3 separate regions of the Homo sapiens genome follow, and all the other regions are linked to region 3. Evidence: chromatin loops called from intact Hi-C (ENCODE). Cell type or tissue: endothelial cell of umbilical vein. All regions are shown on one strand. Links, peaks and the distances in the headings refer to the core of each region. The heading gives the core; the rest is flanking DNA. Region 1 overlaps USP40 (ubiquitin specific peptidase 40). Region 2 holds the start of HJURP (Holliday junction recognition protein). Region 3 overlaps USP40 (ubiquitin specific peptidase 40).

Evidence for each region. Peaks named below come from ENCODE experiments on the same cell type or tissue, not always from the same donor. Only the 100,000 strongest peaks of a DNase experiment are listed, where the experiment ranks them.
Region 1: it touches region 3 in a loop (3-fold over the local background); 5 of 110 quality-filtered maps call a loop at or near these places.
Region 2: it touches region 3 in a loop (3.0-fold over the local background); 3 of 110 quality-filtered maps call a loop at or near these places.

What each region holds. Positions count from the first base shown.
Region 1 is chr2:233,539,491-233,550,471 of GRCh38, forward strand. USP40 (ubiquitin specific peptidase 40) reads right to left here. Exons shown (of 32, transcript NM_001365479.2): 8 at 9,611-9,739; 9 at 2,778-2,873; 10 at 1,172-1,279. It also overlaps the pseudogene PPFIA1P1. Among named protein-coding and RNA genes, the nearest start is that of USP40, 22 kb to the right of the region's middle. In endothelial cell of umbilical vein, for the core only: no CTCF peak of the experiment used is centred there; a DNase peak (open chromatin) is centred at 4,971; H3K27ac peaks cover 343 bases.
Region 2 is chr2:233,849,699-233,860,679 of GRCh38, forward strand. It overlaps HJURP (Holliday junction recognition protein), which reads right to left and starts at 4,837. Exons shown (of 9, transcript NM_018410.5): 1 at 4,686-4,837; 2 at 4,146-4,212; 3 at 2,867-2,922; 4 at 65-161. The coding sequence starts at 4,802. RefSeq lists enhancers at 694-1,194, 4,719-5,711 and a silencer at 4,779-5,038. In endothelial cell of umbilical vein, for the core only: a CTCF peak has its summit at 7,968 (motif pointing left); DNase peaks (open chromatin) are centred at 2,633 and 4,953; H3K4me3 peaks cover 2,129 bases; H3K27ac peaks cover 2,169 bases.
Region 3 is chr2:233,481,353-233,492,333 of GRCh38, forward strand. USP40 (ubiquitin specific peptidase 40) reads right to left here. Exons shown (of 32, transcript NM_001365479.2): 26 at 9,815-9,909; 27 at 8,013-8,131; 28 at 6,887-6,952; 29 at 4,415-4,625; 30 at 4,179-4,274. Among named protein-coding and RNA genes, the nearest start is that of USP40, 80 kb to the right of the region's middle. In endothelial cell of umbilical vein, for the core only: no CTCF peak of the experiment used is centred there; DNase peaks (open chromatin) are centred at 5,949 and 7,169; H3K27ac peaks cover 2,953 bases.

The DNA.
Region 1 (10,981 bases), core at 1,032-9,031, 58 kb after region 3:
TGGAAATTGACCAACACACCTCCAAAGAACTCAAGAGCCAAAGAAAAAATAAGAGAAATTAGAAAATATTTCAAACTGAATGAAAATGAAAGCTTGTTGAATATAACTGACTATATTCAACAATATAACTATAATCAACAATATAATTTGTTGAATATAACTAGTGCTTGGAAGAAAATTTATAGCTTTAAAAGTATTAGAAGGTTTAAAAAAAAAACTGAGTTACCAACCCAAGTAGCTAGAAAAAGATGATCAAATTAAGTCCCAAGAAGTAGAAGAAAATACTTTAAAATAAGAACAGATATCAGTGAAATAGAAAATAGAAAAGCAATAGAGAAAATCAATAGCATTGCATCAAATTATATCTAAGGCAAAAGCTGGTTTCTTGAAAAGGAAAAAATTAACTTGATGGCCAGGCAGATCACTTGAGTCCAGGAGTTTGAGACCAGCCTGGGTGACATGGCAAAACCCTGTCTCTACAAAAATTAGCTAGGTGCAGTGTCACATGCCTGTAGTCCCAGCTACTCAGGAGGCTGAGGCAGGAGAATCACTGGAGCCTGGGAGGTGGAGGTTGCAGTGAGCTGAGGTCGTGCCGCTGCACTCCAGCCTGGGCGACAGAGTGGACCTCAACTCAAAAAAAAAAAAAAAACAAAAAACAAACCAAAAAAAAACTTGATAACCCCCAAGCAACACTGATGAAAAAAGGTGAGAAAATAAAAATTATTAATATCAGAAATGAAAATGGAACATAGCTTCAGGTTCTACAGACACTAAAAGGATAATGAGATATTTTGAACAAGTTTATGCCAATAAATTTGATACCATAGATAAAAAGGCAAATTCCCTTACTAGAATTTTGTGTAAAAAATCAAGTGAAATCTGGGTGAATACCTGAAGACATTTCTCTAAGTAAAATGATAAGCTTTAGGGGATGAACTCTGACATTTTTTAGGAGTCACTCCCCACTATTTTTGCTTACTTCTTGTTTCTATGATAAATAACTCAGTAAGTAATACTTAATAAGTAACTTAGTAGGATTCTAGCCATTATACAAATACGGTGATTTTATTTTCACCTATTTTAAATATCCTTCTGCAAAGGAATTCATGTTGTTGCGATCATAATGAAATTTCTTGGGACTAGGACTTCCCAAAACGATGCCATGTATTACCTTCCGCAGTGGTCCATGCTGTTTTCTGTACTTCTTGTTCCAAGATATTCCTATCTTTTTCAAAAGTTTCTGGCCCAGCTGATCAACAGGAATTAGATTATTCTCCTCCTTATGAGAGAAACACAGTCACTCAAGAAAATCTGATGAGAAATAATTGCATACTTAACAAATTCAAAGAGACCAACAGGATTATACCTAATTAAATATGCCTAGAACAGCAAACACGTAAGTTGATTCCATCATAATTATTTTATTATAAAAAGTTTTTTAAAAACTGGTTAAGCCTCAGTTGAGAAAACTTGGATTTTTGCCATTTTCCATGTGCCATCTTCCATTTGAAGAGCAATATCAAAAGTAGCTCAAGGTTTCGTAAATTCCCAACATTAAAAAGGAATTTTCCATTTAAATGTGTAAATTACTGATATTAAACAAGAATTTTGGAAGAGATACGTAAGTACAAAAACAAAGATGATTAATGTCTTATCTAAATGTTTTGAAGTATAAACAAGTTCTAAAAGGGGGTGAGATGTAGCGGTGACAGACTGAATTGTATCTCCCCAAAATTCATATGTTGAATTCCTAACCTACAATATTTCAGAATGTGACCACATTTGGAGATTAGACCTTTAAAGAGGTGATTAAGGTAAAACGAGGCTGTTTTCCATTTTAGAGTAGGCCCTAAGTAAATCTGATTGGCATTATCATAAGAAGACGAAGTTTGGACAAAGTGACACCAGGGAAGCACACACACAGAAGAAACACCATGTGAGGACACAGGAAGAAGACGGCCATCTGCAAGCCAAGGAGAGAGGCCTCAGAAGAAACCAAAACTGCCAACACCTTAATCTTGGACTTCCAGCCTTCAAAACTGTCAGAAAATACATTTCTATCATCTAAGCCATGCAGTCTGTGGCATTTTGTCATGGCAGCCCTAGTAAATTCATACAATAGTCATAGATCAATATAATTAAAGTACTCGACCCAGGTCCCTAGCAGGAATTATAACAAATCATTTATTAAGGATGAATGAATAAATGAAAGAAGACCTCACATCTTTAAAACAGCATATTAAACAAACTTTAAAAGTCATCTACTTGAGATATTATCAGTGAGTGCTAGGAATGAAAAAGGGGACACACTTTCAGGTCACATAGACATTAAAAGGATAATATGGAAATGCAATAAATTGCAAAACAGCATTTAGTAAAGCTCAATTTGGTTTAAAATGACAATAATAGCCAAAAAAGTCATAACCCAATTCCAATATACATATATAAACATAAAGAAAACAGAATGCAAAGAATATATATCAAAGTGTTAACAATAACTGTCAGTATCTGGCCTACTTATACTTTTTATCTTTTGTATATATTTTCTGTTTTTTTCTTGAATTTTCTACCATGAATATGTATTTCATTCATAACCAGAAAATCCCCACAAACATCATTAAAATATAGATACAGAGAATGTCCTTAAGGAAAGACTATGAATGGTAATAATATCACACCTAGCAATTAAACCGCATACATTCTTACATATATACACACATGCACACATACACACAATACATACCATACATACAAATACATACACACACATACTATACCTCTAATAAGATTGCTTTTAGAATCATCAGTGGATGATCAATCTCTTCTTCACTCTGGAGATCTTTCAGATTCACATCTGGTTTACTTTTTTCCTCCTAGGAAGGAAAACAGTATGAGTTTCTATCACTAACCCCTTAAAAAGTAACAAAATAGGAATGTTGGCCAGGCACAGTAGCTCACACCTGTAATCCCAGCAATTTGGGAGGCCGAGGCAGAGGGACTGCTTGAGCCAGGAGTTCAAGACCAGCCTGGGCAACATAGAGAGACCAGCACACTCTACAAAAAGATAAAAAAAATTAGCCAGGAGGTTGAGGCGGGAGGACTGCTTGAGCCCAGGAGGTCAAGGCTGCAGTAGGCCGTGATTGCGCCACTGCACTCCAGCATGGATGACACAGAGCAAGACGTTGTCAAAAAAAAAAAAGGTTTCAAGATGATGAAATGGTGGTAAAAACATCACAATAATCTGCATATGCTTGGAATGAGGCAGACCTGGCTTTGAATTCCAGCTCCTGGTTGAGCAATCCTGGACAATTTACTTCATCTCTCTGGCTTTAGTTGTAAATTGGGAATACGAAACAAGTAAACCTTCTAGCACAATACACACAGTGGGTTCCAATATTTTCCAGCTTAGCACTACTTTAGCTACATTTTACATAATTTGATATGTTGAGTTTTCATTAAAATTCAGTTCAAAGTATTTTCTGGTCTTCATCCCGTATGGTCTCATTCACTTGTGTTGACCTAAGGAAATTCTACTCATCTTTGCAGGCCAGGCTCAGATTAAATACTCCTTTCTATTTCCTGACCATCCAAGTTTTCACCCCATTTTATGAAGGTATTGGGGAACATGTCAAAATTCCCCGGTAAGTTATTTTCATTGCCTTTTATTTCCATACATGCCATCTTGCAGAAGTATTTTAAATGGACTTAAAACCAGAAATACAGATAGTCCTAAACAATGCAAGCCAAAAATAAATAATCAATAAGTGATGGAAAAATATGGCAGGCCAGATACAACCATCCTGCTACAAAATTACTAAAAATGCTAGATAAAGTAAAACCAAAACAAATAAAAACATCTTAAACACACCATGAGCTTGCAAGAACATCAGGGAAAACTCTTCTGAGGTCAAAAAAGTGAAATGGGAATGTGGGGAAGAAATCCAAAGATGAGGCCTCCAGATGTGCAACTGCTATGGCCAGAGTAGTTAGGTTCCCCCAAAATTCATACGTTGAAACCTAACCGCCAATGCAATAGTATTAAGAGGTGGGGTCTTCAGGAGATAATTAGGTCACAAAAGATGAGCCCTCATGAATGGGAGTAGTGCCTTTATAAAAAAGGCCTGAAGGAGTTTTGTGTGTCCTTTCTGCCATGTGAGGACACAGCAAGAAAGAGTCATCTATGAAGCAGAGCAAGTCCTCACAGACACAAAATCTGCTGGTGCCTTAATCTTGACTTCCCAGCCTCCAGAACTGTGAGCAATAAATTTCTGTTGTTTACAAATTACCCAGCCTAAGTGTTGTGATAGAGCAGCCTGAACCTGAATGGACTAAGACACCGATCTTGCTGACACTGAACTTCCATTTTGATGCCCATACAGGGCAGAGTTGGGGAGAGAAAGCCTAGGCCTACCCAAAGGAGGGAGTCGAGGGACTGGTCTTTCAAACAACAATCAATTCTCCAATTCTCTGACATCAACTAGGTGTCACACAATTGTATTCAATTCTGACACTATCAGGTGACAGCACAGACTCCATAAGTTGAGGACTCAGTCCCGTAAGACTGTTCCCTACTTCAAACACCAACTACATACGGAGTCCCTAGGGTACTCACACTTCTGCCTGGCTGATTACAAATTCTAGGGTTCCCATCACCCCAACTCAGGTTCATAATTTTCTGGAACAACAGTTAAGAACTCAGGAACTTATACTACACTTTATTACAAAGGATATAAATGAATAGCCAGATGGAGACAGACATAGGGCAAGGTCCAGAAGGGCCCAGAGTTCAGGAAACTCTGTTTCCGTGGAGTCGCGGTGGCCACCCTCCCAGCATGAAAATGTGTTCACCAACCCAGAAATGCCCCAAACCTAATTTTTCAAGAGGTTTCACTGAAGTTTCATTACAGAGGCATGACCGATTAAATAAATCACTCGTCACTGGTGACTGAACTCAATTTCCTGTCTCTCTCCCCTCCCCAAGGTCAGGGAAGCAGGGCTGAAAGTTTCAACCCTCTAATAATGGGACTGGCTTCTCTGGCAACCAGCCTCCATCCTGAGGCATCTAAGAGTGACTTCATTAACATCAACTCAGGTTTGGTGGAAAGGGGCCCATTATGAATAACAAAAGACACTCCTATCACTCAGGAAGTTCCAAGGAGCTCTGTGCTAGGAATGGGAACTGGAAAGGATGACCAAATATATACTTCTTAATATATCACAATGACAAAATCCGGCAAAAAGTTGGAATCCCTAAATGGCTATACCTTCAATATAACCACGACCTAGAAAAAAAATCCACCTTACAATAAAGGACAATGAGGAACTGGCTTGCCTTGACCTTGATACTGGATGAAGGGGGAAAAATGTCCTTTAATAATCACAAGTAGGTCCTCATGTGGGTTTGTGTCCCAAATTCATACTAGCTGTATTGCTCTAAAACCATCAATTTGATGTTGTTAAGGGCTGGTAGCGATCTCAGGCTTGTGTTAGAGACAAACACAAATCTTTCTTGGAAGAAGGCACTTTTAACTCAGTCCTCAAATTACTCCCGTAAATCAAGTTCTTAAAAAGCAAACAAACAAGCAAAGCAAGAAGCCTACAGTCCACAATACTAAAATCACAAGGAAATACAATCAGCAACATCAGAAGATATCCAAGTCAGACCTACAAAGTCTTCAGATGCTGCAATTATCAGAAAGAAAATAATAAAATAAGTATGTTTAAGGTGCTTGAAGAAATTTATGACAACGGGATAAGAGATTTAAAAATGACAGGAGGGAAGAGGCAAACCGGCAATGTAGAGATGATGCTTGAGCCTATGAGCCCAACATATGACAAGTTGATCCAGATGACATATAGGCTGGGCCCAGTCCTCCTCCACTCTGCCAGTGTCTGACCCTGGCCATGTTGGGACAGGCTGGTCCAGTCATAGAGCTGCCAATTGGGTGCTGTCATGGAGCCTTCTTTGCCCCACTTCCTCAAATGTGCAAGATGATGTTCCAAATGATGCCAACCATCTGTGAAGCCAAAGTCCCCCCAGGAAGCTGGTGGCATGGATCAGGCTCCTCTTTATAGCCAGATCTACATTCACATTTTGCAGTTAGTGGCCTCCATGCTAGAAGAAAGGGATCATCTTCCAGGCACACTAAGAGAGACTAAAATGTTGGCTTTAACCCAGAGAAAATTACACGAGATTGGTCCTGAAAACTACTCCTTACAGGCAGTACCTACTAAAGAACTCCATGTATGCAGGGCACAGCTCCTTCAAAGGGAAGAAGTAATTGCTGAACTGTAAGTGGAAAGAACACTACCTGGCTACGATTAGAATATTTGGGACCCTTTGTCTGTGGGCACAGGGGATCTGTCAGGATAATGGTAGTAAAGAGACAAGCACAGTGTCCACCAGATATATCTACTGCAGGTGAAATTCTTAAAGCACAAAATCATTATCTGAACACCATGAAGTTCTGGATGAAAAGCTAGTGATTCTTAAACAACAGAACAATAAGAAAAAAAAATAACAAATGGGATGCTTGATAGCCATTAACAAGAAAACATACCAAGCACAATATTCTATTGTTCTCTAAGTCCTGAGGAAGACCTTGCTAAGGTGTTAGAGCTTCAAAAATGGACAGGCAGTGCAGAGACTGAAGCCACATGAAGGAATGCCTGCCTGCCCTTTGAGTCATGTCACAGAACTGGGAAGAGATCCTGATGCTGCTAGAAAGAAGCTGATCAATTCTGAAGAAATGAGCACAAAACTCCAAAAGAGATGTCCAGGAAACCACAACCCAAAAGAAATTCAAGGAAGAGAGAAATCACTACTCTCAAAACATGCTGCCTCACCAGAGTGTGAAACTGCCTTTGTACATGACCTCAGTGATAAACCTGAAGATGAAATTGCAAACAGATATTTTATGCATCAAAAAACTGAGGATAAATATTGCCAGCTAGAAAAATACCTCAAATCTTCAAACTGGCTGAGCAAAAACTGTAGCAGGCATCAAGGAATGTAGGGGCATACTCCCTGAGGTGGAACCTGGGCTGGCACAGAGGCTGGGAGCACTTCCTAAGACTGAAGAGAGACACGGCAATATTGAAAAAGGTCACAAAAGGTGGAGGCACAACTGGAAGAAAAGAGCCACGAACTGCAATGGGAATGGGCAAGGCAAAAAAAATGAACACCATAATAAACACTTACCAGACATGGACAAGCTTCGATCAGAATCTAATGAAAGGCTTCATCTTAAAGAGAGAGCAAAATAAAGCCTATTTGATAAGATAAGGGGAGTTTAAGGCGGAGTGAGAAGGCCACTTTCTTAAGGATTCTCTACTGTGGGAAACTAAAAATACAAGAAGGTAGTTTGAGGGAAGGTATAACAACACGATAAGGATTGGCTCAAATTAAACATGGTAACAGTAAGGGCCGAAACACAGTAGATGAGGATAACAAGTGTTTAACTTCCTCTAATTGGGAAGGTGCCCGGCAAGCTGGTATCTTGGCAAATGTGACACAAGCATTTGAGAGCAATGCTTGTACAGCTTTCCCAAGCCAGAATGGGAGTTCCATTCACTGCAGTAAGCAAAAGAAATGGAAGGCAAAGGATTTGGACAGGTAAAACAAAACTGTCTTTTTCCATAGATGACTTCAACATGAGTGTTTAGCAAGATTATTGGTTGTTAGTGTATAAATTGTTTAATATTTTATATATTTTGGTATATAAAATCAACATACTAAAGAAAGTTACATTTCAATACATCAGCCACAAACACTCCAGAAAACACAAAATTTAGGCATAGATCATCTCCCTGGTAAACATGTTCCTGGTAGAACACAGTTTGACTTTTTTCATATCCAAACTTTACAGAACATGTATCTCTCAATACGTTCCAAATACAACTGATAGAATGTCAGAAATACAGACGAACACTTTGAAAAGCTGGCTGAGTGTCATCAAAGGGACTGTGCATCTTGGATACTGCTGGCACCACGAGATGCCGTATTACAAGTAAATGTGGAGCAAGTATTCGTCAACAACAGCATTAACTTTCTGATAACAGGAAGCTATGCTTTAAGCATTTTACATCCTAACATTACGGTTTGTGACTTACTTATAGACGTTTTACTGTGTCTGGGGTTGATGTGTAATAGATTATAATTTCTTGGGAACTAGACACCGGTTAGCACTTTCCCTCAGAACATCTGCAAATTCTTTTTTTGAGAAATATTATAAAACTTTTTAATAAGACATTAAAGGGACTTTAGAAAATGAAAATGTATATCTTGTGCACATATGAAGACAGGAAATCCCACTGAGTATGTGTGTGTATATGTGTATGTGCACACACATGTGTATCTGTGAGATTACTGACAAGGTGATTCTAGAAATGTACACAGAAGCATAAAAAATGAAGACAGGTCCCACACTCCTGAAGAATGACAGCATGTAGGGAGACTTGTCCTACCAGAGATCAAGACTTATTACAAAGCTATGGAAATTGACAATGTGGTATTTGCCCAGGAATAGAAAAAAATGAACAATGGAATAGAATAGAGAGCTGAAAAACAGACTCACACAAAAATGAAGAGTAGACATAACAGAACTGGCATAGTACATTGGTAGAGAAAAATTGATTACTCAATAAATAGAAATAGGTAATTTTTTCAAGTGGAAAAAAATCCTTCTTACACCTCTCATAGGAAACCATTCTAGGAAGATCAAAGTTTTAAATGTAATTCAATCAGTGGTTATTGAGCACTGTTTCAAAGAGCAACCATGAAAGACATGACTATGCATAATAAACAGGACAAAATTCACCCTGGTTTTAAATCCTATTGTGAAAGCTACAGACACGGGATTTATTGTTTTTATCACATGTTCACCTGCCATCTGCAGGATACAAAATTAATATTGTGTGTTATCTAAATCAATGCTCATTTTATTTTTCAGAAAAAATTCAATAATTGTCAGCTATAGGAATTGTGCTGTCTCTTTATGATAATGGAGTAACTGTATAGCTAAGGAATGGTTCCAGATTACAGGAGAGTTAGCTAACTAAATACCATGCTTGACACTGGATTTGACACTAGAGTGGGGGAAAAATTGCCATGAAGGATGTGAACTGGAAAACTGGTGGAATCTGAACATAACTATTAGACAACAGTATTATATCAATGTTAGAAGTTCCTTATTTTAATCAATGCTCACGTAAGATAACATCCTTGGTTTTAGAAGATAAACACTCAAGTATTCAGTGGTAAAGGGACCTGGTGTCTTCAACTTAATTTCAAACGGTTCGCACTAATAATGATAACGTTAATAATGTGTGTCTGTGTATGCACATGCACAAATGTGGCAAAATGTTAACAATTAGAGAATCTAGGTAAAGGGTATACAGGAGGTGTTTTTACTATTCTGGTAATTTTTCTGTATGTGTGAAATTATTTAGAAATAAAAATTTAAAACTTGTATCTGTATTAACTTTCAGTGCCTATCAAAGTTTTCTATAGAGTGGATATATAATAAATGGTAAACAAAATTTCCTCAACAAAATAATAGGAATAGAAAAGAAATTGCAAAGATATTTCTAAACGAATTTCTATACGTACTTGAAACTGCCAGTTTCCCAAATGATCAACATCTTTAATATATACATGGTAATGGCCTCCGTAGCAGCCACCTTTGTGTATAATAACTGAGAAGAGGTCATATATATATTCTAAGTCATCCAATTCACTCTAAAAGAAAAAAGAACAAAAATATTGATATAGTTTTCATAAAATGCTGATAATAATCAAAAGAAAAAATAATTTCAACTACTGAAATTAATAAGAAACTTCACTGTTTGTTATTTAAGAGTAAAGATGAATTCAAGTAATTGGCTTTAAATTTAAAATTTTTAAATTAATTGATCTAATGGCCAGTCACACTACACCAATCAAATTCTGCCTCTTAGTTGACCATGAACACAAGTACCTGAAAAATACGTTACTTTTATGTACTTTGGCTAAGATCATGTAAGCCAATAAAACAATGAAATATGTTACCCTATCAGTGAGTCTGTTGTAGAAATTTTTAGCAAGAGAAACCCATCTTCGTACAATACCTATTTACGCTGCTTTATAGATGCACTCTTCTTTTAAAATGCATCCCCTTTTTTTATTGATATATATCTAGTTGAAATTGTCCTCTATTTCAACTAGGTTGTCATGTGCCTCAAAGTCAAAGCCAGATCAACTATCACCCCTCCTGACACTACAGTCCTCTGTATAGAATAGGAACTTACTAATTATGACTATCAACTGTTTTTGTTTAGAGGCAGTTTAGTGGAAGAGGTTCTTTCTTGTTTTATTAATTCTATGATCAACATTTTCTATAATTAATATGCTCCATAATCATGAGTGATCAAACAGATGTACTCCCACACTAGCAATTAGAAACAAAATAAAATAAAAAGCTAATTTAGATTAAGAGATACTTTAAAGATGTTTATTTAAATTTCTGATGCAGAAGAAAAAAGAAGCCTTTTTCACATCTGAGGGCTCTAAAACTACATGATATAAGCTCTCTTCTGGCTTTGACGTCTAAACTCAAGTCAGTGCTCATCTGTGATGTTCAGATGTACATATGGTGGCCGCTTGATGGGTGTCAGTTATTTTAATAATTTATTTGCTTAAAATATTAAACTTTTTAAGTGGGCAGCATTTTAAAATGTCTAGTACAGGCAAAAGACAAGGTGTACACAAAGATGCCAAGTGACTTTTTTCCATTAATACAGAAATCCAAAAGTAAAATGAATGTGGACTTCCTATATAAGTGCTCAATTTCTTCAATTATTTCAGTTTTGTTACATCAAAGTATGTTAAAAATCATGTGACAAACTATCTTTTATAAAACAAGAAACAATTATATTAACTAACTCTGGGAAAATTATTTATTTGGTTACGTCAATAATAGCCTCAGGGGCAACAGAATATTAG
Region 2 (10,981 bases), core at 1,376-9,375, 370 kb after region 3:
TTGTAACAGGTGCGTCAGACCTGGTCCCTCCTGACTTCAGTTCTCTGACGAAGGCAACACTCACCGGCTCCCAGGACTGTGCGGTGCGAGGGAAGCTCAGGACCCCAGGCTGCAGCTTGCACGGAGCCATCTGTCCTGTCCGCGGGCTTCATGGAGGAGTCCTCCAAGTGCAGAAGCCAATAAAAACATGGTTGTTTGAGTGACAGCACATTTCAAAGTCACCGCAAAATAATAAAACTGCAATCCTTCTGTTAACACAGGAGACAGCAAGAGCCTGCCACAAGGCTTCTCTTCTCCCTGCATGTCCACTTTATAAGAGGCCTCAAGAGCGTAGGAAGGAGCTGAGGCTCCCCTGGGTTGCAGCGGGGGCTGCTACTTAAAAAGCCACTTGGAAGGAGCAGGGAAAGTCAGGGGCCCAGGCACGAGCAGATAAGCTCACACCTCCTAACAGTGGCCCAGGGATGACAGGGACTGGGGCAAACAAAAAGCCAAATTGAAACAGAACAAAATTGTCCTGAGGTCATCAGCGAGAACAGAGAAATAGGCAAGTGGCCCCTGGGCAACTTCCTGTGATCTTTAAAGAATATGCTGGAGTATTTAAGGCGGGGAGGAGCCAGTTTAAGCCCAAGCTAACGCACAGAGGCAGCTGCTTGTCCTGACCAGGAGCTCATACCTGGTGGGCAGAGGTGGTCGGGCGGCCACACTCCTGGTCAGGCCTGCTTCAGCTCTCCAGAGCCTGCTCTATAGCAGGCCCCACGAATAATCCCAGAGCATGGCATCGGTGGGTTCTCAGTAATGAAATTCAAGCATTCAGGATACCAGATTGGCTGAAATATTAATATTTTAGGAACCACCCAGCCTTATAAAAACAGGGCGTGAGAAGGTGGCGAGGCCTATACCGTTAGGGATGGTCCTCAGGTGTCAACTCTGAGGGTTCAGAGGACTTGGGGCTACCCAGGAGCACTACAGGGTAACTGAAGCCCACTTCCAGAATATCAGAACCTTTGCTTCCAGTGAAACCGTCACGTAAGGTGGAGTTTACAGGGTTGTTTTGTGGCTGTGTCTGAGGCAGAACCTGGTTTGAGAATCACAGAGAAGCAGACGATCTACACCAACCCCAAACTATGTGGTAGCTCTGGTAGCTACAAACAGAACCCAGGCATTGTGTTATAACCAACCCAGCACAGGTCAACACCCGGCCTGCCAGGGCCCACAGCCTCCCCCAGCCTCCAGGGCGGCAGGAGCACCAAGTCGTCTGGGAAAAGGTGAAGGCGGATCTGGACACTGTCACCAATAGCAATTACAGTGAAGTCAGAGATGTCCCCGCTGAAATCTCAGGCTACGCCCAGTTTCCTAATCCCAAGAAAGGGTCTGAAGATTCTGGAGACCCAGGTAGGGTTCCTCCTACATTTTAAGCAAAAACCTTAAATAAATCTTTAAATGAAAACTTTTTGCTACCAGGACCATATTAAGCACTGGTCTAATGAGTGGACATCTGTATTATGCATAATTCAAAGAGTATATATACTTTAACCCGATAATCCCACTTCTCAGCATTTATCGAAAAGGGGGACTATCAGTATTGGGAAGAGACAAGGACCGGGATTTTCTCTGAAAACCATTTCTAACAGAGGCTTTATAAATAAAGTTTTATTGGAACACTGCCACGTACACTCATTTACATATTATTTTCGGCCACTTTCCTCCTGCAACACAGAGCTGAGTAGTTACAACAGAGACCATAGAGCCAGCAAAGCCTAAAATATGTATCATCCGGCCCTTTGTGGAAAAAGTGTGCTGACCCTTATTTATTAATAAAGGAAGCCACAAATAGCTAATTGCCTATCAACAGGAGAGCAGTTAAAAAAACATGATTTTTTAAATAATTATATAATTTTATAATTATACAACAGTTGATGAAGAGAAGAGTTTGCCAGATGTATTAACCGGAAAAGTGAGGGAGAAAAAAATGCATTTATAAAGATATGTATTATAGGGAATCACATTGTACTAAAATAGCATTAGTGACCATCTTTGCAGAGAGGAATCAGCTCATTTATGTAGTTGTATGTACTTTTAACATTTTTATGACTAGAATAATTAATCAAGAAGATTTGATTTCAAATTTGCTGTTAATATCGTCACATTGATCTTGATGTTTTTCATTCTTTCATACAGGTTCCTTGACCTGTGACCACAGAGAGGAACCATGTGGCATCTGAGAGGCAGTGATTAACTGAATACCAGATAACCTGGCAAAAGCCACTGTGGCAAAAGGGCTCCTGGATGCCCCCGTAGAAAGGCCAACAGCACCTTCCACTAAAATAACGGGTCTCAGAGCGACAACACCCTCGGATCAACTAGGCAGGGAAGCCAGGGTCTTCCGAAGGTAGAAAAATGCAGAAGGAAAGATGTGTGATCCTCCAGGCTGCACCTCTCCTCATCTCTCTTCCTCCCCTTTCAAAACAGGAAGAGAGACATTCTTCTTCCCTAGAAGGAACTGGATTTGGTATTTTCTGTAAGGACCCAAACAAAGTGAGTGCCTCGCTGGGCTGGCACGTGACCTTGGGGAGGGTTACCCAACTGGCCCAGCCTCTGCACATGTATTATCAGAGCCCCTCAGCCTGTGACACAGGAAACACAGGGTGATGAAAAAGGCCAAATATTACACAGTGACTCCTTGCACTTGACAAGCTACAGAAGAAATGCTTCTAAATCCTTAAAAACAGAAAGAGTATAATCATGAGAAAAAGTGCCCCGTGGTGGCCTCTGCGTAAGCTCAGAGGTTGGGCATACCCACACCTTTATTCATATGAATACTCCTCCACAGCAAGGTTATTTGGCAATAAAATTTGACACTAAATACCTGGATCTCTCCTTCGTTTCTTTCCTTTATTAGTCTTCCACCCCAAATTCTCAATCCTGAAGAAAAGAAACAAAAATGACCATTTACATAATCCTGAACGCTGAACTTCTGCTCAATCTGTGTTCACCAGATGCCAAAGTGACAGGCAAAAAAAAGGTACAATATTAAAACCAAGCCAGGTTTCTGATACCCTGCGATTGTTCCTCTTTGTAAAGTTTCAGGTTTTTAAGGCAAATTCGTCATTCATGGAAATCTCTCCTACCTACTAGAAAACGGCTCATCAAATTACATCATTAGCCCAAAAAGTTAAATGAAAACAAGGAACATATGACAGCGACTGTCCTTAAAATATATAGAGGGCAATCTATATACCATATAGAGGGAGTAAGCACTTTTCGCAGGCAATCTCTACATCCCATATACTGAATGAATGCTTTCTAAGGGCAATCTACATGTTATACAGAGACCAAAGGGTAGCAGACCTGCCACTGGAATATTTTAGTTTCTGCCTGTGTAAACTTTTCACCCAAGATGTGTCTGGATTGGCTATAAAGGCAGAAAGGTAGGATTTCTTTTAACTCAAGGAGCAGATCTTGTGAACCTTCTGTGTCCGTTTAATGCAACATAGAACTTGCTCTGAGGTTTGTTTTCATTAAGTGATACTGAGTTAGTTATAAAGCTATATGGGAGGAATTGACCCCAGCCAGTGCAAAGTGTCACCAGCTATTTACCAAAAAGAATCCACAAGATTTCAGTCCGTTTACATTAACTATTAAACGGAATGCCTTCTCCTCCCTATTCAAGTACTTGGAGCCTCAAGGAAGACAGTTACTACTCCAAGTTAAACAGGGCAAACAATAGTCAATGTGAGTATTCACAGTGCGGGGCGGGGTACTGTTCACAGTTTCATAGGGATTGTACGTGACTGTTACAACACCCACGCCCAGGAGACATTATTGTCATCATCCTTCCCATTTCACAGATGAAGACACTGAGACCAGTCCAGCTAAGCAACTGCCCCACGCTGCCATGGTGGGGAGGTGGCCAGCGGGGATGCCAACCCGGTAAGCCGGAGGCATGTGAGCCAGGAGGCACCTATGTCTCTTCAGGAATTGTTCTAATAAGTAATTCAAGTAATTTACAGGTTTAAGGGCACCAATGTTTTGGTTCCTATTAGTTAGGTGAACAATGTTTACTTCTTAAGAGAGCAGGGACAGCATTTCAACTACTCCATTCACACTCTTCACCCGAATACTCAGAAGGTGGGGAAGACCCTTACCCTGTGGCGTCTCGTAGGTCAGCGTGGCCATTTGCACCACCGGGGTGTCCTCGAAGGGCTGGTTGTACTGCGGAGGAGGAAGGGGCTTCCTGTCAGGTTCCAGGGCCACGAGGGGCCCCAGACCCGGGAGGAGGCGGCGCCAGCCCGTGAGAGGCCGTTAGTCTGGCCTGGGGCGCCCCAAACGCGGTCTCTGCAGCGGAGCCCCCAACTCCGCCTCTCTCGTCCCACTCAGGAGCACCCCCAGCCCCACCAAACCCTCCTCTCTGCACCCGAGCCCCAGGCCTGCTTCCCCACTCCCCGTTCCGGAGGCCCCAGTCTTTCCTCCCCGTCCCCGCACCGAAGCCTTCGGCGCTGCCTCCTTTTTCCCTCTCCGGAGCCCCCAGCTCCGCCTCCACCTTCTCTCCGCATCCAAGCCCCAGTCCCGCTTCCCCAACCCCCGCTCCGAGTCCTCAGAGCCCCTTCCCTTCCCGTCCTACGTCCCCTCCCAGCCTCACTCCGACACGCAGGCCTCCCCTCCCGGCGGACCGGCGGGGGCCGCACCTTCTCTATCAGCCGCTGCATGCGCCTCTGGAAGCGGCGGCGACTGGCCCTGAGCTTCTGCAGCAGCTGGTCGTCTTCCACGTCCTCGCCCTCCATGGCGCGCAGCGTACCCAGCATCGGACCCAGCCAGTACCCAAGCGCCAACCCGGACTGCAGGGCCTCGCGCGCCACAAACTCAAATAGGAGACTCCGCCCTCCCTGCCTTCCTCTCGGTTTTCTATTGGCTAGAGCGGAGAAGCCGGGCACTGATTGGGCCTTTCAAACAAATTTGCGTCCCACCTTCCGGCCAATCCACTCCCGAGTTTCCAGCCACGCCCCAATGTCCGGCGGAAGGGAGGGAGGGTCTCCGGCCGCCACGGCCGGTGGTAGTTGTACAAACAGCTGTGTGCTTATTCATCAGCGGTGCTGTGCGAGATCCGGTGGGATGCGTGTCATCTCCCGCGCTGTGCACCGGAGATAAGTGCGGCCTGGAGATTTCTGCGTGACTTGCTCTGGGTGTCGCCGCTGGGCGAGGTCCGCCTTCCTCACCCCTCCGCCTGGGATCCCGGCGCAGTTTCCAGGGCAGGGGCCTAAGAAAGACAACCCCAAATTACCAACCCAAAAGGAGGCAGGATAGCGAATATTCATCTAGAAGGAAAAAATAAGTCTCAACGAATGACACATTTAAAGATGCTGACAAATGCGATACACATCACAAAATCCAGGAAAATACTTCTATTAACCCAGCTTTTTCCCTATGTATTTCTGATTGCATATTCTGCTTCTTCATTGATATTAATCTTGTAATATTTTCTCCAGAGAGAAGAGCAAGATAAATCAGTCTTTAGTATGGTTGATGGAATTTATGATTGACATCTTAGGAAAGTTTCATTCAGCTTCATCACTTAACCACATTTGTGTGCTTGTGCTGATATGATTACCATAGTATGTGATTGAAAATAAAAGCATTACTGAGCACCAGGAGGTCCCTTAGAGGGGGCTCTTCACCTCCTTTCAGCCTGCACGGCAATTCTATCATGATGTCCTGCGGAAATTTAGGTGGGAGTGGGTGGAGGGTAAGAACTTCAGGGCTCATGTAGTGTGTGTGTCCACAAAACGTGTTGCGTTGTGCTGGACACAGAGATGTGCTGGCCTGATTCCCCTTAAGATGCCACAGCTGCTAGGAGGGCAGTTGGCAGGGGCCTTCAGTTGTCAGCCTATTCTGGGATGATTCAGTTGCAGAGAACTCCCTCACCCAAGGTCCTGCTGCCCCAGGGTGGCCCAGCACCAGTGACTGATCCAGGTGGGAACAGGAAGGCTGTATCATTTCAGTCTGATGGAAGAAAACCCTGGGCCACTTTATCTTCCGAGCTCTCAATTCCACGGAATTGGATGGGGTAACCTACCAATCCTGTTTCTTTCCTTCCCTTCCTCCCTATATAAACATCCTCTCTGAGTCTTCTCCAGTTGCAGGATCTACACATTTAACTTGTACCTTTTCCAATTTTCACAAACAGACCGAGGTGTCTTCCTCCTCCTTCCTTAGGAGTGTTCAGAAACTTAACATGCTCTTCCTTGGACTCTGTGCTTCCCACACATAATTTACTTTTCAAACATCTAACTGGGCCCATTTAGAGACTTGAGACCTTGAATAAGATTTTCTTTTTTCTTTTTGAGTTTTGGATGATTGACTCTTCCATTGTTACCAGATAGAGTTGTCCAGGTTCTTGGTGTGTTGAACAAAGAATTGAACAAAACACACAAAGTAACAAAGGAATGAAGCAACGAAAAACAAAGCAACAGGAGAACGGAGTAAGGAAAGCACAGATTCATTGAAGACAATTCACAGAGTGCGAGCGGACTGGAGCCCGCAGCTCAAGAGCCTCTTCAATTAGGGTTTTTATAAAGCCAAAAGAACTTGGCAACACCCCTGGGTACCCTTTAGAGGCCTCCAATTGGTTACACCCTATGAAGGATTGGCCTGTGACCAATCAGAGCCTAAAGTGGAAACTTGGCCTGCAGTCATTCAGGGGCTGAAGTGGAAACTTCTTTCTTGTTATCACGGGAGTGAAGATGTAGCCTATGTCCTGCCCAATCTTGCTTAAAACTGGCTGCACCTGCTGTTCTCTTGCTTATGCGAACTGGCTGCATCTGCTGTTCCTTTGCTTATGCCTCAACCCTTTGCTACCCCAGTTCCCTATTCTCCTGCCTCACCATGACTCTCTAACAAGCACGATAGTACCAGTTTTCAAAACTGGCGTCTCCCAGGGCTTATTCTCTATTCCTGGGAAACCATTCCAAGATTTCCTTTGCTGGCTTCACTGACAATCCAAGCATCTGCCTCTGTCCTAGGAGTTTGGGGGCAGCTTCAGTGGAAAGATTTCTCAATCTCAAGTTCAAGTCTTTAATTGAAGTCCAAAACATACTTGCTTTAGCCAAACTCCTTCTGAGCCAGCCAAAGTCCATGCATTAACCCTTATTGTTCTGGCCTGGTGGTCTTCCAGTCGTCTCTGACTGGCTTTCCCCATCCCATGGTCTAAAGTGGTGCTCCAGCTAAAGAAAGAAGAACCCTGTATCATGCTTCTCATGTGATGCTGTAGCAGGACAAGCCGCAGACAAAACCCCTCAGACACCGAGTTAAAGAAGGAAGGGCTTTATTCAGCTGGGAGCTTCGGCAAGACTCACGTCTCCAACAACCGAGCTCTCCCGAGTGAGCAATTCCTGTCCCTTTTAAGGGCTCACAACTCTAAGGAGGTCCATGTGAGAGGGTCGTGATCGATTGAGCAAGCAGGGGGTAAGTGACTGGGGGCTGCATGCATCAGTAATTAGAATGGAACAGAACGGGACAGGGATTTTCACAGTGCTTTTCTATACAATGTCTGTAATCTATAGATAACATAACCGAGTAGGTCAGGGGTCGATCTTTAACTACCAGGCCCAGGGTGTGGCGCCAGGCTGTCTGCTTGTGGATTTCATTCCTGCCTTTTAGTTTTTACTTCTTTCTTTAGAGGCAGAAATTGAGCATAAGGCAATATGAGGAGTGGTCTCCTCCCTTAATGCCATTCTCTGTAACACCTCACCCTACCACCCTTGGCAGCCTAACCATATTACTCCAGACCTGCTAAGCAAACTCCTTTGCCACCACTTTCCACTCCCACATAACAGGGAAGGATCACAAGTCAGCTCCTTCCCCAGCAGCAGGTTTCTGGGTGCAGCATCTTGGAATCTCACAGGGTTTCCAGAGATGACGGCGGGTGGCTCCGGCTGCCCCTGCACAGTGCCCTCTACTGGCCGGGCTGGGATTTCCAACCCTCCAAGTGCTGTTTAAATGCCTAGGAAATAGTTCTCTTTAAAGTTATATTACGGCTGCTCTTATAAAATGTGCCTGAATTTTGCTTCAAATAAAAGAGATGGAGACTTATTCTGCATGGAGTTGTCATGTAAATATGTTTCTGTTGGAAAGGTGTGGAAATGTTACCACCAGTCTGTGGTTGGAGAAGCGCAGCTTTTGGCTGGTCCCAGCATTGACACAGAAACTGCTGTGTAACGGTGAGAATGTCAGTCTAAGATAAATTATCGCAAACATCAGACCCCACCTATTAGGCTGCTAAGAAAAGGGTTTGCTTTTTTCTGTTGCCCTAGAGCTGATGCAAACACAGAGGCTGTGAAATAGGCAACAAGCTGACTTTCCACGAGATGTCAGCCAAAGCTCACAAAATGTGTTGTTTGATTGAATGAGTCTCACATCTAACTGAAGTAATTAAGGATGCTGGCAAGAATTTAGCTGGAGGATCTTTCGTGAAGCAGTTTATAAAGTCCAATACTAGAAGGATGGCAAAATAAATGATGATAGATACTTGTGTTCTATTGGCAAGAATTTTGAAGAAGTGTAATTATTGATATCAAAATTCTATATGATCTGTTTAATACAAAAAGGTTATAAACCTGTATTATGTGTGCATTTAAAAAGTATATATTATATAATATAAAGTATGATTATACATGTTTTAAAAGTGTGAGTATATACGTCTCAGAATGTTTCCAGGGCCGTCTCTGGATGATGGTGTGATGAATTATTTTTAATATTAGTTTTCCATAGCTGCATTTTCTAGAATGAGCGTTTGCTGTGCAATTATGAGTTTGCATTACTGATGTAATTAGAAAACACAGGGGGCCAATTATCTTAGTTCATTTTGTGCTGCTATAATAAAACCTGAGAGTAATGAACCTGTAATTTATAATGAACAGAAATTTATTTCTCACAGATCTGAAGACTGGTGAGTCCCAGCCAGACTGAGTGATTGGCCTGTGGTGAGGGTCTGAGTGATTGGCCTCTGGCGATGGTCTTCTTGCTGTGCCATCTCATGGTGTAAAGTAGGAGAACAAGAGAGGGCAAGAGAGAGCAAAAGGGAGCCAAACTCATTCTTTTTTTTTTTTTTTGAGACAGTCTTGCCCTGTGACCCAGGTGGAGTACAATGGCATGATCTCAGCTCACTGCAACCTCTGCCTCCTGGGTTCAAGTGATTCTCCTGCCTCAGCCTCCTGAGTAGCTGAGATTACTGGTGCGTGCCACCACACCTAGCTAATTTTTTGTATTTTTAGTAGAGATGGGTTTGGCCAGGCTGGTCTCAAACTCCTGACCTCAAGTAATCCACCCACCTCAGCCTCACAAAGTGCTGGGATTACAGCCACTGTGCCCAGCCTTCAAACTCATTCTTTTATGAGAAACCCACTCCTGTGATCATTTCCATAATAATGGCATTAGTCCATTCCCTCTGCCATATGGCCTAATCACCTCTCATTAGGCCTCACCTCCCAACTCTGTTGCATTGGAGATTAAATTTCCAATACATGTTTCTGGGGGACACATTTAAACCACAGCACCCCTCATGTGTTTTTACCTTGGCTTTGCAAAATCAGGGGCCATTTATCCAAATAAGACAATGGCCCCAAACATTCTAAAGCTGCTATTGTACAGCAGGTACAACACATAGTTGGTAGCAATATATTCAGCTTTGTCTTTTCAGTTCAGATATTAAGGGTGGTCTTATCATTCTACGGCAAATCCAAAGTTTCTACTGAGGTCGTTTCAAGGACTCTCCCTTAGAAGCATTCTAGGGCATTCTCAGGCCAACAGGTATACTCACTGGGCCTCTTTGCCAAACTCCATTTATCCTTCATATCTGCTGCCAGGTAAGCCAGCCTCAACACTGAGTTCTTGATAGTTTCATTGAGCTTTCATTGCTGAATTTGTTACCCTAGGATTTATAATCAAAGTAATTAGATCTAGGTATTTCTATAAGATCATTAGACCTTATGGTTTGGGGATAAAAGATTTAGTAAATACCTTTGCTTATTCTCCTGCTGCTTGCTGTGTGTGTGTGTGTGTGTGTGTGTGTGTGTGTGTAGGCAGTCTTATTTCAACTGTCTTTGTTTTGTCCTGGATTATCTTGTGTTTATTGATCGCATAAGGGAGTGTTCCACGAAAGACAGATGCATATATGTTGATTATTTTCTGCTTCAATCTAATCCAGTCTTGAAGACAAATGGTTAGAGGTTCCTTAGACCTGTGACAATTATGTGAAAAGGCAATTAGTCGAACTTAGCCTTGGGCACCCTACAAAACCTTCATAATGACATTTATACTTTTGTCAACTTGTGGAAGAAGACCTCTTTGCTCAGTCTATATTTTAGGTCAAACAATTGTTGGGTCATTGGCAGCCTCGTTGATTTCTAGCTTCTGCTTGGTCTAACTTCTGACACCACTCATGAGCGCGCACTGTAGCACAGTCGACTGTAGTGACCCATCTTCCTTACGTGGATTTGTCTGTATCAAATTTTCAAACTCCTGCAGAAATTCTTCTTTCTATCTATAGTCTCATTATGATCCTTACTCTTGCATTCTTTTAGGTAAAAGGCAAAAGATGGCAAAAAAGATGGCCATTTTAAGGAAAGTTTGCTGTGTCAAAATCAAATCATATTTTAGGAGGCACTCTAGAAAAACTGGGAGGCAAACACACCAATCTTTCAATAGTCAGCTTCTTTATTTGGTGTGGTGGAGCTGAAAACACAAGTTGTCCAAGGACACTAACCTTCTGAAACCCACCCTGTTTGGATCTAAGCAACTTTTAACTTGTACCCCTTCTAGTCTTTTTATTCCTTCCTCCAATCTTCTAAATGAGTTAGTATTGCCTTGGGATTTCTCAGGAAAGGAACATTCATGTAAATGTGCAAGATCAGAAGGCAGATATATAGACATTGAATTTAAAACCTAATTTAGAGCTGAGTCAAAGACAATCTGTACAGGCTGCTATTAA
Region 3 (10,981 bases), core at 1,213-9,212:
TTAAAAGAGGCATGTCTAAAAAACTACCTATATTGACAAAAGAACAGATTCAAATTTACATAAACTAGGTGAATAACTGATTAAAAAAAATCCTCTTGCTCGATGAAAACAAACTCGGGGGTGGCAAGAAGAGCTCCACAAGGGAAATTAATTTCCAGCCATCTGACCTTTCCCTTCAGCTCCAGAAGCTTCCACTGCGAGTGGCCAAACAGGGGGACTTTAAAGGGCTACCAGGCAACATGAAGACAGAGATCATCCACATCAGCACACGGATCTCTCATCGCCGCGCCAGAAGCACAGCTGTTTACTTTATAGACACCGTCAGTCTGTTCTCGCCTCTGTATTTCTATAGCCAGCCCCAGCTTCTGAGAGGCATGAACTTGGCTTTACTTCCTTGGCATCTCCTGCAAGCCTTAACTGCAGGGTTTCACAAACACAGGCTGCTCCCTGCATTCCCGTGACTGGGCAAGCCTCCTCCCTTTCCCAGGACTCGCAGGTTGTTTTCCACACGCATGTTATTTCCGTAAATGCTGTCCACAGGGAGGACGCCTCAGGGGCGCACCCAGGAAGGGAAGTGCGTGTCAGGAAAGACACAGCGCAGGGTCTGCGGGGTTCGTGCTGGGGGTTGCCCAGGTCGCTGGCTGCATTCTCAGGTGTGGAGGTGGGGAGCTGGCTCTGGCTAGACATCACAGTTAAACTCTTCAATGACTGAGAGATTAACCAGGCTCTGCAGGAGGGTCTGGCTACTTCTCAGTGCCCCGCCTCTGCTAGGAACATGTCGTGTCAAGTATTATAATCTCTATTCTAATACACTCATATGATAAGCCAATATTATAATTTCTGTTCCAGTAAATTGCACATGACACAAGTTTTAAAAATTGTGGGGAGGCTGAGGCTGGGGAATGGGAGACTGAGGCAGAAGAGTCACTTGAACTCGGGAGGTGGAGGTTCCAGTGAGTCAAGATTGCGCCACTGTACTCCAGCCTGGGTGACAGAGTGAGACTCTGTCTCAAAAAAAAAAAAAAATCTGTCAATTTCTTTCCACTTCATTCTATTACCTGTAATGCTTCAGTGAGCATATCCATGTGTCTCCACACACCTATGGGCGAGTTATTCTAGGGAATACAGCTAGGAGTGGGACTCCTTGGTTGTATCGACGGGCATCTGTGTACTAAACTAACACCAAACTGCTCTCCAGAGTAGCTGTACCAACTTGTGTTCCCACTGGAGTTTTTTTTTTTTGTTTTTTTTTTTTTGACACACGGTCTGACTCTGCCACCCTGGCTGGAGTGCAGTGGCATGATCTCAGCTCACTACAACCTCCACCTCCTGGGGTCAAGTGATCCTCCTGCCTTAGCCACCCAAGAAGCTGGGTTTTGCCATGTTGCCCTGGCTGGTCTCAAACTCCCGAGTGCAAGTGATCTGCCTGCCTTGGCCTCCCAGAGCGTTGGGATTACAGGCGTGAGCCACTGCGCCTGGCCATGTGTGTGGGAGTTCCCACGGTCTCACTAGCAAGGGCAGCTTCCTGCTGGATTCTGCAGCTCCCTGCAATTGGCAAGCTGATTCTCTTTTCATGTGTTTCCTGGCCATTCTCTTCTCCTCTGTGAACTGCCAGTGATAACCTTGGCCCACTTCTCTATTGGGTTATTTTTTGATAACAGATTTGCAGAAGATCTGCTGTCTATGCTGGAGAATAACCCTCTGCTGTGTTACTGCGTATGTCGCTCCCCTGTTTGTGACTTCCCTTTTCACTGTTTTTTATGATTTCCTTTGACGAACAAAAGTTCTCACTTCTAATGTAATGAAATTTACTGATTCTTTCATGGTTTGCACTTTCTGTTTAAGAAATCCTTCTTGCCAGGCATGGTGGCTCACGCCTGTAATCCCAGCTCTTTGGGAGGCTGAGGCAGGTGAACTGCCTGAACTCTCCTGTTCAAGACCAGCCTGGGCAACACGGCATAACCCCGTCTCTACCAAAAATACAAAAAATTAGCCGGGCATAATGGCACGTGCCTGTGGTCCCAGCTACTTGGGAGGCTAACGTGGGAGGATCGCTTGAGCCCGTGAGGCAGAGGTTACAGTGAGTGGAAATCATGCTGCTGCACTCCAACCTGGGTGACGGAGTGAGACCCCATCTCAAAAAATAAAAAAAAGAAATCCTTAACTTGAAGTCAAAGATTTTCTTATGTCTTCTAAAGATTGAAAATGAGTGGTTTTCACATTTAAGTCTTCAACTGGATTGCCTGTTGACTATGGTGTGAGCAGAGGTAAGTACAGGTTTTATGGGGCCTGACGCTGACTCAAGTCAAGCATACCTAATCCAGAAATCCGAAACTCAATGGAGCATTTCAGATTTCAAATTTTTGGATTAGGGAGGCTCGACCGTTAAGTATAATGCAAATATTCCAAAACCCGAAAAAACCTGAAATCTGAGACAGTTCTGGTCCCAAGCATCTTGAATCATAGATACTCAACTTGTATAAAATTAATTTTAGGGTTATGAAAATTAATGAATATGATTTTCCTACATAGATAACTAATTTTCCAGCACCATTCATTGAATAACCCATTTTTTAATGTTGCCTCAAGTATCTGTCACATTTCCTCACGTGTGTGATTCTGTTTCTGGGCTTTCCACCCTGTCCATGAGCCTGTTTGTCTACCCGTGCCTCCATGCTGCACTGTCGCCACAGCTGTGATCAGTCAACACTTGGTGAGGCAAGGACCCTGTCCTTTTTCTTCTCGCAGTGAGCCAAGATCGTACCACTGCACTCCAGCCTGGGCAACAGAGCGAGATACTGTCTCAACAACAACAACAAAAGAAAATCTTAGCTCTTTGGCCCTTTGCTCTAGTGTACGAATTTATGCTATTAATTTTATTTAATCTAATCTATATGGATTTTCATTGGAATTTCACTGAATTTACAGACTTGGGAAGAACTGATACCTTTACTATTGTGAGGTTTGCCTTCCAAGAACATGACGTGGCTCTAACAGAAGCTTTCTTTAACACTGCTAAGTATGTTTTTGTATATTCTCCAGAAGGTTTTATACTGATCTTGGACCCTTTCGAACTCCTCTATCAGATCTAATCATTTATCTGTGTAGTCTTTTGAATCTCCTTTTTTTTTTTTTCTTTTTTTTTGGAGACAGGATCTCTGTTGCCTGGGCTGCAGTGCAGTGGCACGATCTTGGCTCACTGCAACATCCACCTCCCTAGCTCATCCCTAGCGATCCTCCTACCTCAGCCTCCTGAGTAGCTGGGACTACAGGTGTGTGCTACCACACCCGGCTAATTTTTGTATTTTTTTGTAGAGACCAGGTTTCACTATGTTGTCCAGGCTGGTCTCGAACTCCTGGGCTCAAGTGATCCACCCATCTCAGCCTCCCAAAGTGTTGGCATTACAGGCATGAGCCACCGTGCCCAGCCTTGAATCTCCTTTGTAAGAACGGTTTTATATTTTCCTTTTCAAATTTCTTTTACTGCTCTTTCAATTTTTATTTACTTTTCTTTTGGCAGTGAGGGAGGGAATTCATTGCCCGTGTTGTTTAGTACAGTGTTAAACAGAAGGGGCGGTTAGGGGAATCCTTACTTTGGGTCCCACTTTAATGAAAATGGAAGCTTTTGAAGCTGGCACAGTGTTGCTGCTAGAGGTTTTGGGTATATGTGCATCAGGTTAAGGCGTTTCCTTCTATTCCTAGTTTGCTCTAAGTTCTTTTTTAAAGTCATGAACACTGGGTTTTTAATAATAAGTTTTATTTTATGCTTTTTCTGCATCTCTTGAGTCTGGCAGGATTATTTCTTACATAATCTATTCTTCACGCTGCCCTCCTCACATTCCTTGGATAACCTACTGTGACGTCATGTCACACAGTAGTGTTTTTAAAAACATACTTGCTGGGCTGAACTTGCTAGTATTTTACTTAGAATTTTCCATGTATGGTCAGAAGTGAAACTGGTCTGTATTTTATTTTAGTGTCCTTGGCAGTTTGGATACTGAGGTTTCAGTGGCCTTGTAAAGTCAGTTGTCCAGTTTTCCCTCTTTTTTATCCATTCTCTGAAACAATTTGTATAAAATGGGATAATCTGTGTCTTGAAGATTCAATAAAACGTCTCTATAAAATCATGTGACCCTCGTGTCTTCTCAAAGTGGTAAATTTGCTGTTAAACAACTTACCTTAACACCAATAGTATCTCCGTCTTTCAAGTAATACGGTGCCCCTTGCAAATAATCTTGTTTTTTTTTCTTTTTCCTCTTGGTTATTTGTTGGTTCTATGGGAAAATCAAACATCTTAAATAAGCAAAACTCAACCTCAAGTTCTCACTAACTTCTCTATCACTGTGAAAAATTGCATAACCTCATTGCTATGCCGGTAAGCCCCAATTTCTCTGAGACAGCCCCACAACTTTACCCAGCTAGATATCGGAAGCCACTCGAACTTTTCGGGAAAGTATTTGGCAATTTCAATCTTCTCCACGGGAAGACGATAGAAATCGGCAACTCTCTGCCTCAGGGAGCCGGCAGTCCCACCCTGGGCCGCGTTCCACACCAGGTCCAGGGCAGGGGCATAGGTCCTCTCACCAGGGATGCGCACCTGTGTCCTCAGCAGCACGTCCTGGGGGCTGTACCAGAAAACCGTCAAGCGCCAGATCCAAACAAACAAACAAAACCACGTGGTAACTTGAGGCATAATGGGCAAAGCTTCTCCTCCAGCTTTTCTGGTTTTTATAAGGAGAGATTTTTCCCTAAATGCTGGATGCTAGTGGCAAACTCTTATTCCGCATTTCAATTTCCTTTAATCTTGGAATGAAGAGCGGAAGTGAAGATCCCATTCTCGGTACACAGCAGAGCCCCCCCAGACGTGGTAGGGAACTTCCTCAGTGCGGGAGAAAAGGAAAGAGGTGGCGGCCTGAGCAGGTACGATGTGGCAGAGAGGGACAGGGTGAGAGAGGCCTGGCTTGATAGCCCGGCAGCTGGCAGGAGGAGAGCGGGCTCGAGGTAGGCAGTTATGCCCTTGACTCTGGGGGCTGTAAATGTGAGCTGCCATGAGGTAGCCAGGGAGAAGAACCTGAGGGTTGGAATTGGGAAGAGAGACACAGGGCGGGTGAGACACAAGGCTGCAGCTGTGGGAGATGGGAAACCTTAGCAGGAGGAGCAGAAAGAACAACACTCAGCAAGGCAGGAGGAACAGGGACGTGCAGAGGTCAGCACAGGCCATGGAGGAAAAGCTATAGATAAGAACTGGAAGGCAGCAAGGGGAAATGAAGACTGGTTCTTAGGATGCTGAGACAATGAATGATTTTTAGATGTACTTCTATTAAGTGTTTTTACCATCAAAAGAGGTCACGCAATGAGAAATGAAATGACTGGAAGAAAGAGAGTTCACGGGAAGATGTGGGCCCATGGAATCAGGGGAGTGCAGAGTGCAAGAGCAGAGGCTGCACAGCCCCATGTCCCCATGGGGGAGGGGGCTGCTGGCCAGGGAGTGAGGCCAAGGCCTGGAGCCCAGCACAGTGCGGCCAGAGGACAGAAAGGGCATCGGCACAGATGCTGAAGTTGCCAAGGAGGGGACAGAGGCTGCTGGAGAGAAACAGGAGGGACTAGAGGCCTCCTTGAGAGCAGGAGTGCCCTGGAAGTTGGTCAAGGACAGAAAAGCCCATGGAAGGGGCCTGAGGAGGCACACAGCTGCTCTTCAAAAGGGCAAAAGGCACTGTGCCTATCAAAACCTGACACAGCTTACAACCATTGTGACAAAGGGTCAAAATCATAAAGAGCTCACACAAATTCCAAGAGAGCTTTTCCTTTAGACTTCATTACAGAAGCAGTCAAAATACACGAAATAACTCAATCATGCACTCACAAAATACAGTTTGCAAAAATGCCTGAACTTATTAGTCATCAAAGCACTGGAGAATATGAGAACAAGATAATCATCTTTCATTTATCAATTTAGGAAATACCTAGACGATGAAATAGTCAATGCTGGTTTGTGGGTGAGGTAAAATAAATACTCATATTCTGGAACAACTTGCCTGAAGAAATATTTAACTATTTTAAGAGGTTTAAAATGTCCACACCATTTGATCCTGGAATTCCCCTCCAGGAAACTATTTCTGGTTGTACAACTTGTATTAAGAATGTGTTTTTATAAAAACACTAAAATTAAATACATGTTAGACATGGTTGAAAGATAACTTTCTCATATAACAAGCAGACCACAAGAAGGATACTCATATCATAATAGGTAGAGCAAATCTTAATAGTTCATGATATTTACAAAAGGACTTGTAAAATATTTTCCTACAGCGAAAAAAGAACAAGATGGTTTGATTGTAGACAATTTTGGGTGTATCTTTATTTAATAAATAATTATTGACTATGACATGGGCACAATTACTATTCTAGGTATTAAGGATATAGCAATGAATAAACCAAGTACTTATATTCTAGTAGTGGGAGACAGATACTAACAAATAAATCAGTAAGTACAGATATGTCAGGTGATACTAGGATGAAGAAAGTAGAATAAGGGGGCAGAGCGACGGGAGCAATGATGAATCCGTTGGATGGCAGACTGTCCGAACACACTGACAACAGCTGCGGGTGGGCCTCTTGCTGACACTTCAGGGCCATCATGGGGTCAATATGCACCTGGTGATTACTGAAAAATTAATTCTCCCTTACTGTTTTTATGGGAGAATAAGTCCCAAGTTTTAGATGCCCAGACATACAAACATATTTCTAGCACACACTCTGTTTCAAGTTGCTAGGCTACTTAGAAGCAGTGAAAAAAATGCTACACTATGAAGTTGTTAAAGCTTCAAAAGGCAAACGAGGTTAAGATACGTGTGTGTCACTTCAGATGCACAGGAGAATTTCTTACCCCAAGTTTTCGCCTTTCTGAAGGGGCTCTAAGCAGATCTCAATTCTCCGTCCTAGTTTATATTCCCTGATAATAAGTGAAACAAGATAATATTGAGTGACATAACATTTAATTTTCTTGAATTTTTTTTCCCCCAATTTTAAGCTTTTTTCTTAAGCAAAGAATTGTTTTCTGAGTACTTATAAGAACACCCAAACTTTTGGAAAAGGGGAAAAAATGAGAATCCTTGCTGCGGTGATTATTTAGATACTTGAGTCATTTCTTACTAAACATGTAGGTCTGGCTCTGGGAAGATGGCCAAACTGCCAAAGAAATTTCCCTCTGTTCAGCCGGGGTTAAGATTCTCATGCCAGTCACTTTGGGGTGGTAATCAGAACCGATTAAAAGCAGCCTTGGCCAGGCACAGTGGCTCACGCCAGTAACCCAGCACTTTGGGAGGCCAAGGTGGAAGGATTGCTTGAGGCTAGGAGTTCGCGACCAGACTGGGCAACATAGGGAGACCTCGTCAAAACAAAAAATTAGCCTGGTGTCGTGGCACATGCCTGAGGTCCCAGCTACACAGGAGGCTGAGGTGGGAGGATCACTTGAGCCCAGGAGGTTGAGGCTGTAGTTGAGCCATGATCACGCCACTGCACTCCAGCCTGGGCGACAGAGCCAGACCCTGTCTATTAAGAAAAGAAAGAAAAGGAAAGAAAGGAAAGAAAGAAAAGAAAGAAACGAGAAAGAAAGAAACAAAAAGCCTCAAGGCTGCTTTTTGCAAAGGAAATGACCCAAACCTGCTCTTTAAGTTCAAAGTTTCAGGAGGAGGATCAGCTGAATCCAACATTTCTGAGTGAGAAACAGCCACTCCTACTTTCCATCTCACTCCAAATGCTTTTAAGTTATATAATGTCACAGTCACTGGAGCACAGAAAAAATATACAACACTACATTTATACTTAACATGGAAAACTGAAGGCCTGCTGGAGTTTATGATGAAAAGTGTCACCCAAGTCACAAGCGTGGCATGACCAGGAATGGGCTTTGTTGTCACTCAGCTCAGAAGACTGATTCCTCCTCCATCCCTCACACCAGCCAGTGCGTCAGCAGCAGAGAGGGACAGTGTTGCGTCCAGCAAGGAACCTACCTGAGTGGCTGCCGGTCAGTTCGTAAAAGCCTGCCTGGGCGCTTCCTCTCCACCGTCCAGGCTCTGAGGTGGGCTGGGGACGGGACACCGAACTCCAGGAAAGGAGGCAAGGTCATGGCCTAGAAAAAGAAACAGACATTTCTCCAACGGTTTTAAAAAGCACTCTTCAAAACATACTGTTTTAGAAAAAAAAAATGAAGCACTACACAGTGGCATCTCAAGGAAAGAGTATCTCAAGTAATGATAACATCATTTTAAAAGTCACAGGAATCTCTCTCTCTCTTAAATAACACTAACCCTGAGCGGTCTTCATATTCCTCTGCACTGAAATCACCTTGAGAAAGAAGTGAGTTCCCTCTCTCTAAATCTGAGTCAAAAGCTTCTTTTTAATCATCATGTTTAAAAAATGAAACTTTGGAATTAACTTCCATGGGAGTAGAATTCACCAGGGCAGAGCCCGCTCTAACAGTACAACAAGGGACACAACAGCAGCCTTCTTCCGTGCCCGCGCAATCCTCCACCAGTGTCTGCTCTGCCGATGAATCAGCTTTTGATTCTGAAGTATTTCAAAATCTTTGGCTGCAATCAGTAGGCCCAAACTGCTTGTTCTAATTCTGAAGGGATCACTTTAAGCCCCTACTGATATACTTAGGTTGGAGCCTCTAAAATTACCAATATTCATCCATTTTTTGACCTAAAAACAGCAATTTTATATCTTTCAACTTAATATGAGAAAAAAAAAGTATTTTCCCATTTGTTCTCATGAGAATAAGGCTGTCTGCTTTTTCTTTTCTCCTTTTTTTTTTTTTTTTTTTTTGAGACGGAGTCTCACTCTGTCACCCAGCCTGAAGTGCAGTGGCGCAATCTCAGCTCATTGCAACCTCCCTGTCCTGGGTTCAAGTGATTCTCCTGCCTCAGCCTCCGAGTAGCTGGGATTACAGGTGCCTGCCACCGTGCCAGGTGAATTTTTTTTTTTTTTGTACTTTTAGCAGAGACAGGGTTTTACCATGTTGGCCAGGTTGGTCCCAAACTCCTGACCTCAAGTGATCCGCCTGCCTCAGACTCCTAAAGTGCTGGGATTATAGGCATGAGCCACCACACCCAGCCAACATATGCTTTTTCTTGAGGAAGGGTATTTCATATACTGAGGGCGCACAAAAGCCAAACATCAACAACCACTAGTCATATATAGGCCCCACATTTTCTCCTCTAAGAGAAGAAAGGAATGCTCATTTCAGTCCAACAGTAGGCGGATGCTGCTTCAACACTGCATTGTGCTTAATCCAGCCCTTCCATTTGGATAAAACCCTCCTTCTCTGTGAACGTTAATGCATAAGAAACAACACAATACCTAGAATATCTAGTTTAGCATCCTAACATAAAAGCTGGAGTTCTAACCTCCTGGAAAACTGGTAACACAGCTTTTCATAACAACATTTAACATATGGGTCACAATGGTACACAAACAATGTAAATAAAGGGATAAAGTGAATGCTTTACAAATGTTCCAAGAAACCATGTTTCCCTAAAAAAATAAAAATGAACAAAAGCCGCAAGTCACTGAGGATAGATTGAAACAAAAGCACAGCATGCCTGTCAGAGGAGGGACCAGTGAGGCCACGAGGAGCCGTCTGCACCATGGGCGTGTATTGCCTGCGGGTACTTACCACTGAACATGGCATATGACAAATGCCATATCAGAACAGACTGTAATTGAGGGAAAAGGAGATAGAAGAATATATTAATATCTCACTGGAAGAAGCCACATTACCACTAAGTTATGGTGCAGGAAGAAGTCTGACCTGAGACTTCAGCTCCGCCAGCGTGGCATCTTCTGAGATCTCTATGTCTCCCAAGTAGAGGAGAGAAACTTGCGCAGGCTCGTTCCCAGAAGCACCTTCCAAAGGACAGAGCGGGATGTTTACAAGGAACTTGAAACTTATTTTGTGTTTCTGAAATACATTGCCATGTTTTGATATTGTAAATAGGTTATTAAAATTCCACTCAAGAGCCTCTGCATCCAAGTCTTATGAGGAGGCCCTGTCTGGCAGGTAAGCAGGCAGGGACATGTTGTCGGCAGACTCCCAAGAGGTCTGTGACACTTATGCCCCTACCTTGAATGTACTTTTCCACATTCTCTCCTTCCTCAAAGAGGACTTTTTGGGTAGGATATGCTGGCTGCATTCTGTATGTTAGCTTCCTGTTTCCTCATCATAACACTCATCCCAACCTGTTCCTCGTGTGTGTGTGTGTGTGTGTGTGTGTGTGTGTCTGTCTGTCTGTGTGCAGGCGTTTAATCTGCCTCCTCAAAACAACAGAATTTTCAAGAGGAGGCAGGCCATCTATCTTGTCTCCCCAGTTCCTGGTACAATGGGTGCCACATAGTAAATGCCCAATAAATGTTTATTTATAAGGAAATCTTGACAATAAGAAGGCCTTTCCAAGTTTGTTTAAAAAAAGGGAAAAACACAATGCTTTCTCATCAAAAACAATATAAAAGCTGGCAACTAAATTTAGACTGTCTTCACTTATTTTTGCCTTAACTGTCTTTACTGCTGAGCATGCCACTAATGCATAGCAAGAAATTACAGAGAGATTAGAAGTCAACTAAGTGCATGAGAAGTTCCTCTTGTGTCTTAAGGAAATTACAGGCTGACACTACCGGAAAGATAATTTTAGGAAATTCTAAAGAATGAAATATATAATCACCTGCTACATAATGATTTGGTCAAAGACCACACATGTGATGTGATCCTATAAGATTATAATACTGTATTTTCACTGTACCTTTTTCTGTTTAGATACACAAACACCTGCCACTGTGTTATGATTCGCCTTCAGTATTCAATACAGTAAGCTGCTGTACAGGTCTGTAGCCTATGAGCAAGAGGCTACACCACATAGCCTAGGTGTGTAGGAGGCTCTACCATCTAGGTTTGTGTAAATCACTCTACCGTGTTCACATAATG